Regions from separate parts of the Homo sapiens genome. Here region 2 is linked to region 1. A link is an interaction called in ENCODE POLR2A ChIA-PET data of the cell type or tissue named here. Cell type or tissue: PC-9. All regions are shown on one strand. Region 1 has its middle 300 kb from the start of RGMB-AS1. Region 2 has its middle 250 kb from the start of LINC01846.

What was found. Peaks named below come from ENCODE experiments on the same cell type or tissue, not always from the same donor. Only the 100,000 strongest peaks of a DNase experiment are listed, where the experiment ranks them.
Region 2: POLR2A ChIA-PET joins it to region 1 with 5 read pairs; 2 of 35 experiments call an interaction of 5 or more read pairs at or near these places.

The regions. Positions count from the first base shown.
Region 1 is chr5:98,467,480-98,471,479 of GRCh38, reverse strand. No RefSeq gene overlaps it. Among named protein-coding and RNA genes, the nearest start is that of RGMB-AS1, 300 kb to the left of the region's middle. RefSeq lists an enhancer at 1,989-3,188. In PC-9, no CTCF peak of the experiment used is centred here; no DNase peak of the experiment used is centred here; H3K27ac peaks cover 816 bases.
Region 2 is chr5:98,413,090-98,417,089 of GRCh38, reverse strand. No RefSeq gene overlaps it. Among named protein-coding and RNA genes, the nearest start is that of LINC01846, 250 kb to the right of the region's middle. In PC-9, no CTCF peak of the experiment used is centred here; a DNase peak (open chromatin) is centred at 1,939; H3K27ac peaks cover 1,004 bases.

The DNA of each region.
Region 1 (4,000 bases):
GAAAGTGTCTATCATTTCCATCTTTATGTCCATATATACCCATTGACTAGCTCCTACTTATAAGTGAATACATGTGGTGTTTGATTTTCTGTTTCTGAGTTATTTCATGTAGGATACTGGCCTCTTGCTACATCCATGTTGGTGTGAAGGACAAGATTTTATTCTTTTTTATGGCTGTGTAACATTTCATGGTGTATATATGTATCACATTTTCTTTATCCAGTCCATTGTTGACAGACACTTAGATCGATTCCATGACTTTGCTATTGTGAATAGTGCTGCAATAACATACAAGTGCAGGTGTCTTTTTGATAAAATGATTTCCTTTCCTTTGGGTAGATACCCAGTAGTGGGACTGCTGGGTTGAATGGTAGTTCTATTTTTAGTTCTTTGAGAAATCTCCATACTGTTTTCCATAGGGATTGAACTAATATGCATTTCCACCAACAGTATATAAGTGTTCCATTTACTCTGCATACTTGCCAACATCTGTCATTTTTTGACTTTTTATTAATAGCCATTCTGGCTGGTGTGAGATGGTATCTCATTGTGGTTTTAACTTGCATTTCTCTGATGATGAATGATGTTGAGCATTTTTTTATATTTTTTTGGCTACTTGTCTGTCTTCTTTGGAGCGGTGTCTGTTCATGTCATTTGCCTGCTTTTCAACGGGGCTGTTTTATTCTTGTTAATTTGTTAAATTCCTTGTAGATTCTGAATATTAGTCCTTTGTTAGATGCATAATTTGAAAATATTTTCTTCCACTCTGTAGGTTGTCTGTTTACTCTGTTGATTGTTTACTAAGCTCCTTAATTAAGTTCCATTTATCTATTTTTGTTTTCATTGCATTTGCTTTTGAGGTTTTAGTCATAAATTCAAGGACAATGTTCAGAAGAATCATTTCCAGGTTTTCCTGTAGGATTTTTGCAGTTTCAGGTCTTACATTTAAATCTTTAATCTATCTCGAGTTCATTTTTTTGTATATGGTCCCATACCTCCCTCTATATCCAAAAATTAACTCGGATTGATTTGAGATTCCTCAAGAGGAATCCTTTCTTCTGGATATTGCTATCTAGTTTTCCCAACACCATTTATTTAATCCTTTCCACATTGTCAATTTTTGTCAACTTTGCTGAAAATCAGTTGATGGTAGGTATGTGGCTTTATTTCTGTGTTCTCTATTCTGTTTCATTGATCTATATGTCTATTTTTGTACCAGTACCATGCTGTTTTGGTTACTATAGTTTGAAGTTGGGTGATATGTTGCCTCTGGCTTTCTCCTTTTTGCTTAGGATTGCTTTGACTATTCATGCTCTTTTTGGTTTGGTATAAATTTTAGATATTTTTATTCTAATGCTATGATAAACAGTGTTGGTAATCTGACAGGTATTGTGTTGAATCTGTAGATTGCTTTGGGCCATATAGTCATTTTAAGAATATTGAGACTGGGCACGGTGGCTCACGCTTGTAATCCCAGCACTTTGCGGGGCTAAAGCCGGCAGATCATTTGAGGTCAGGGGTTCAAGACGAGCCTGACCAACATGGTGAAACCCCGTCTCTACTAAAAATACAAAAAAATTAGCCTGGCTTGGTGGCGCATTTCTGTAGTCCCAGCTACTTGGGAGGCAGAGGCAGGAGAATTGCTTGAACCTGGGAGGCGGAGGTTGCAGTGAGCTGAGATCACACCACTGCACTCCAGCCTGGGTGACAGAGCGAGACTCCATCTCAAGAAAAAAAAAAAAAAGAGAATATTAAGAATATTCCTGTCCACGAGCATGGGACCTTTTCCCATTTGTTTGTGTCATCTACAGTTTCTTTCATCAATGTTTTATAGTTCTTTTTCAGAGACCTTTCACCTCTTCGATTAAATGTATTCATAAGTATTTCTTTTATGTGTGTGGTACTGAGAGCTGAAGCTGGCTGGGCTTCTGGGCCAGGTGGGGACTTGGAGAACTTTTCTGTCTAGCTAAAGGATTGTAAATGCACCAATCAGTGCTCTGTGTCTAGCTAAAGGTTTGTAAATGCACCAGTCAGCACTCTGTCAAAATGGACCAATCAGCAGGATGTGGGTGGGGCTAAATAAGGGAATAAAAGCAGGCAGTGGCAACTCGCCTGGGTCTGCTTCCACGTTGTGAAGCTTTGTTGTTTTGCTTTTTGCAATAAATCTTGTTGCTACTCAGTCTTTGGGTCCGCACTACCTTTATGAGCTGTAACACTAACCACGAAGGTGTGCAGCTTCACTTCTGAAGCCAGGGAGGCAACAAACCCACCAGGAGAAACAAACAACTCCAGAGGTGCCACCTTTAAGAGCTGTAACACTCACTGCGAAGGTCTGTGGCTTCACTCCTGGAGTCAAGTGAGACCACGAGCCCACTGGAAGGAAGAAACTCTGGACACATCTGAACATCTGAAGGAACAAACTCCGGACACACCATCTTTAAGAACTGTAACACTCACCTCGAGGGTCTGCGGCTTCATTCTTGAATTCAGCGAGATCAAGAACCCACCAGAAGGAACCAATTCTGGACGCAGTATTTGTAAATTGGATTGAATTCTTGATTTGGTTTTCAGCTTGAGCATTGTTGGTGTATAGAAAAGCAACTGGTTTTTCAGTATTAATTTTGTGTTCTGAAATTTTACTGATGTTGTTTATCAGGTCTAGAGGTGTTTTAGAGGATCTTTAGGGTCCTCTAGGTATAGGACCATGTGGCATACAATTTGACTCCTTCATTTCTCATTAGGATGCCTTTTATTTATTTATTTTTGTCTTGCCTGATTGCCCTGGCTAGGGCTTCCAGTACTGTATTGAATTAGAGTGGTGAAAGTGGACATCCTTATCTCGCTCCAGTTTTTAGGAGAAATACTTTCAACTTTAGCCTGTTCAATATGATGTTCACTGTGAGTTTGTCAAAATAATAATTATTATTTTGGGGTGTGTTCCTTTGATGCCTAGTTTGTTGAAGGTTTTTATCATGAAAGGATGTGGATTTTATTGAAGGCTTTTTCTGTGTACGTTGAGATGATCATACGGTTTTTGTTTTTAATTCTGTTTATGTGGTGAATCATACTTACTGATTCGTGTCTGCTGAATCATCCATGCATTCCAGGAATAAAGCTCACTTGGTCATGATGAATTCTATTTTTGATATGCTGTTGGATTCACTTTGATGGTATTTGTTGAAGATGTTTGTGTCTATGTTCATCAGGGATATTGGGCTGTAGTTTTCTTTTTTTGTTGTATCATTACCAGATTTTGTTGATAACTGTTTTGTAGAATGAGTTAGGGAGGAATCCCTCCTTGATTTTTTGGGAATAGTTTCCATTAAATCGATACCAGCTCTTTGTATGTCTGGGAAGATTTGGCTGTAAATCCATCTGGTCTAGGGCTCTTTTGTTTGGTAGATTTTTCATTACTTATTCAATTTTATAATTTGCTCTTGGGCTATTCAGGATCTCAACTTCTTCCTGGTCCAATCTTCGGAGGTTGTACATTTCTGAGAATTTATCCATTTTCTCTAGGTTTTTTGGTTTGTGTACATAGAGATGTTCACAGTTGTCTCTGAGGATCTTTCGTATTTCTGTGGTATAAGTTATAATGTCACCTTTGTCATTTCTGATTGTGTTTGAATATTCTCTCTTTTTTGTTGGTTATTATAGTTAATGGTCTGTCAATTTTATTTATCCTTTCAAAGAAAGAACCAACTTTCATTTCATTAATCCTTTGTATGATTTCTTTTGGTCTCAATTTCATTTAGTTCTGTTCTGATCTTTGTTATTTCTTTTTTGTTGGTAGCTTGGGGTTTCATTTGTACTTGTTTTTCTAGTTCCTTTAGGTGTGATATTAGGTTCTTAATTTGAGATGTTTTTTTATGTAGGCATTTAGTGCTATAAACTTTCCTCTTAACACTGCATTTACTGTATCCCAGAGCTTTTGGTATGTATGTTGTGTCTCTATTTTCATTTGTTTCAATTGTATTTTTTTTACTTCTGTCTTAGTTTT
Region 2 (4,000 bases), 54 kb after region 1:
GTAGGTGAAGTATAATAGATTTTAGATGATTACAAATCACTTCACTTGTGATTTGGCACTTACTTCTCAGATTAACAAATCATGTAAAAATGATTCAACCATTGCATATTAAAAGCTTGGAGATAAAGTTGATTGTATCTATTTCACTGAGTTTAAAAAGATTTTCTATAACTGTTCACACAGTCCTGCAACATTACACACAATTTTCACAAGTTATTGTGGAAATACAAGGTAAAGGCTTATTTCATTAATACATCATTTGGAGAAAACATGAAAAGTGCTTTAAAATGCTAATTTTGTTCAGGCATGATCTGAACAAGAATGACTTAGATGTTAGACATTGTGGTCATTCTCATTTTTAAAGAATACCAGTGAGTCATATTTTTGCAAGTTGATCTCAAAGAATTTGTCTAAGAGATTAAAAAGTATATATTACATTGGTTATTAAGAACTTGATTATTTAGTAGAGTTGGCTGTGTTTTACAGAATATCACTCTAAAAGATAGGACAGATAATAATGATAAGAATAAATAACTGTTAGTTTCTATGTTCCATCTTCTTTTCATTCAAGCCTCTCAACACACATTGAACATGATGGCTCTAGCTAAGTAATCAAAAGACAATTTAAAAAATTGCCTATTTAGCAATGTTTCTATCAAAATAGTAGGCTATCTCCTAGAACATTAAAAAAAAGCCGGCTAATTATTGAAATAAACAGCTCTTAAATATCGATCTTATTTCAGTGAAGATTTGTTGCTTGCTCACATCACATAGTCCATGGCAGTCTGGCATATCTCTTCAAAATAGTGATGCGGAAGCTCATCCTCTCCCTTCATCTTTTGGTGCCTGTTCAACACATGACCTGCATGCTTGCCTCAGAAGTGGAAAGAGAGTGGAGGATAGCTTGTGGGAGATTTAAGGGACTAGGGATTGAAATGGCACCTATTCCATCAACCAAAGTGGAGTCATATGGCCCCACCACCTTTAAGGATGGGGCGGGGGGGGGAATATAGTGCTCAGGAGAGGCAGAAAAAGAAATGGGTTTAGTAAGAAAATAGCAGCATTTGAGTTTCACTCTTTAATTAAGTCAGAGTATTAATGCTCACACTATGTTGGCCGTGGAAGTAGGCCATTCAAATCTCTGTCAAGTGGACCTGCTGAGGGGACCATAGTTGATTTATAGCCCCAGCTGTTACACATTTGAGTCAATACCTCAAGCTGATGTAAGTCAATGATTGAGCTTAGTGGGAATGCAAGAACCAGACCATTAATGCTCAAAGTGAGATTTCTCCAAGAGCAACTGGTTCTTAAAGTCCACCATTGACCTGGCCTGGCCAAGATGTTCTTGGAACTGCAGTTTTCAGAGATTGCTTCTAACTCATTTTTTCTTCCCTCTCTTCTTTCACAAGTGTCAGACCTATAGGGTGGTTTAAAGGCTCTTCTTGTCACTCTTACTCCCACTTTTATCTTTCACAGAGCCACCGCAATAAATCTCTTGACTGTCTAATTGTATTTTGATTTTTCCTTACTGGAGGACCTGAACTGACAGAAATGGAGCTAGGATTGATTTATTTAGAAAATAAGATGAGTTTTGAGAATGAGTCACTCTCTACCTGACTAACAAAGATGAGCTTGTTTTAAGGGGAAAGTGCAGCATGGATAATCCCCATCCCAAAATAATGGCCTAATTCCTGAAGGGCCCTGGGAAAATGTCCTGGTATAGAGAAATGATTTTGCTGGTGCAATGTTTCAGGCATTTATGAGATATGTGGAGAACAACTCCTTTTTAAGGACTGTGGAGTTGCCTAGTTACTACTACTTGTATTGACACTGAGGGTGATTAACAGTTAAATACTTTGGTAGCTTATAAAAATCCCCTCCTCATCTGTAGAAAGACCAGCCTGGAGTCATGTATTAGTCAACCAAGTCTGTCATAATAGAATGCCACAGGCTGCATGACTTAAACAACAGAAATTTTTTTCTCAAATTCTAATGACTGGAAGTTCAAGATCAGGGTGCCAGTGGAATTGTTGTCTGATGAGAGCTCTCTTCTTGGCCTGCAGATGATCAACCACTTTTTTGCTGTGTCCTCACATGGCCTTTCCTCTCTGCATGGTCAAAGATAATTTTAGATTAGATTAGAGGTTTTTTTGATCAAGGGGAGAAGAATATAAGGCAGGATATTTGAAAATTCATTTACTTGGTGGTACTTTCTCAGGAGATGTGATTTAGTACCTTGCAAGGACTGAAGGGAATGAGGAAAACTTACTGCTGAGGTGGCCACTCAATGTATGGAAAATCAAAGGGCCATGCTGAGTAAAGTAGAAATTCGTTAATTTCCTTGCTATGTTGTAGAAATAGAATAAAATGTTTCAGGCATGCGGACATACTGGAATGGATATATTGTGCAAGGCCAGAAGGCCCACCAGATGATTATCTTCTATCACTAAGGCCATGAGGAATGTTCTGGTGAGAGGGTCTTTAGCATCACTGAGAAATTCAGGAGTGTATCTTCTCTTTAGGTTAGGGCTGATAGCAGGTGAGGGGCCCACAGACCTGGGCTCTTTAATAACCATGTGGATGATGAGGCACCAAAATAATAAACACCAGGGGGTACCATTTAAAATCAGAAACCAGGAGGTTACAATAACTATAACAATCCGAAAGTTCAGAGGGGCAGTCAAGATTCAGGGAGCTAGTTAATAGAGGATGGCTACAGAGGAAAAATAGATGGGCAGCCAACAAGGGTGTTGCTTAATATCTAGAACCAGAACATGGTAAGAATGGAAGAGCAGGAGGCTGCAGGGAGTCACTTCAATGAGCAATCATAATTCCTTGCTCAGTTTCCAGATCTGAGCTAATTTTCAAATACAGCAACTACTGACAGAAGAAGTAGCCAGATTTTCTAGAGGAAAGAGCTGCCAGTATGTACTGCAATGACTCCCAGTTCAACCTCAAAAGAGCCCATGATCACTTGAGTGCTTTCGCACTGGAGAAAGGGTCACGCCTAGACATTTTTAGAATGATTTTACAGAGAATCCAAGTTGATATTCATACTACGGGACTCAAAGCTCATTATTGTTCCCTGAGAGAGTAGGGAGTACAAGGGCTAAGTAATAAATGGAGTCCTGGCTAAAAGTTAAGCTATTGGGTTCCTGGGTAGAAGCACCTAATTATTATTTCCCTGGTCTTTGAGTGTATAATAGGAAATGATATTCTTGGCAGTTGGATAACATCCATCTGAGTCTTTGACCTGTGAAGTAAGAGTTATCACAGTGAATACCAGTGCCAAGTGGAAAACTCTGAAAATGCTCTTCACAGCCCCCTGACCAAGATATTCAATTGAAAAATACTATAACACCTTGCAGGAAATGGTTGGGATTACTGCTTCAGTTACAGATCTAAAAGTTAAGGGGATGGTGGTCCTTATTATGTCACCATTTAATTTTCCAGCATTTATCCATTTTATGTAGGGGCCTGATAGTCAAATTGGTGACTTACTTTGTTCAGCTTGTTGTAGACTGTCACAAACTTAGTAAAATCACATTCCATTTACAGCTTCCATGCTGACTGTGGTATTATTGCTAGAACAGATTAATAAGTACTTAAGTATATGGAATTCAGCCATTGACTTGGGGAATGCCTTCCTTTTTATTTCAACTAGAAAGAAGGATTAGAAAAAGTTCAAGTTTGTATAGAATGAACACGAATATTCACTTACAGATTTGCTCCAGAGTTATGTCAATGCTTGTCCTCTCTGACACAATATATTCCAAAGAGATATGGATTCTCTGACATCTCACAGAATGTCACATAGATCCATTATATTGATGACATCATGCAGACTGCACTAGATAAGCAGGAATGGTTAGTGCCCGCCCTGGAGACCTTGGTAAGATACATGAACTCCAGAGGAAGGGACACAAATCCTGTAAGATTCAGGGCAAAGTCATCTGCAACAGAAAATTATATACCTTTTCAGAAACAGTTCCTGACAATA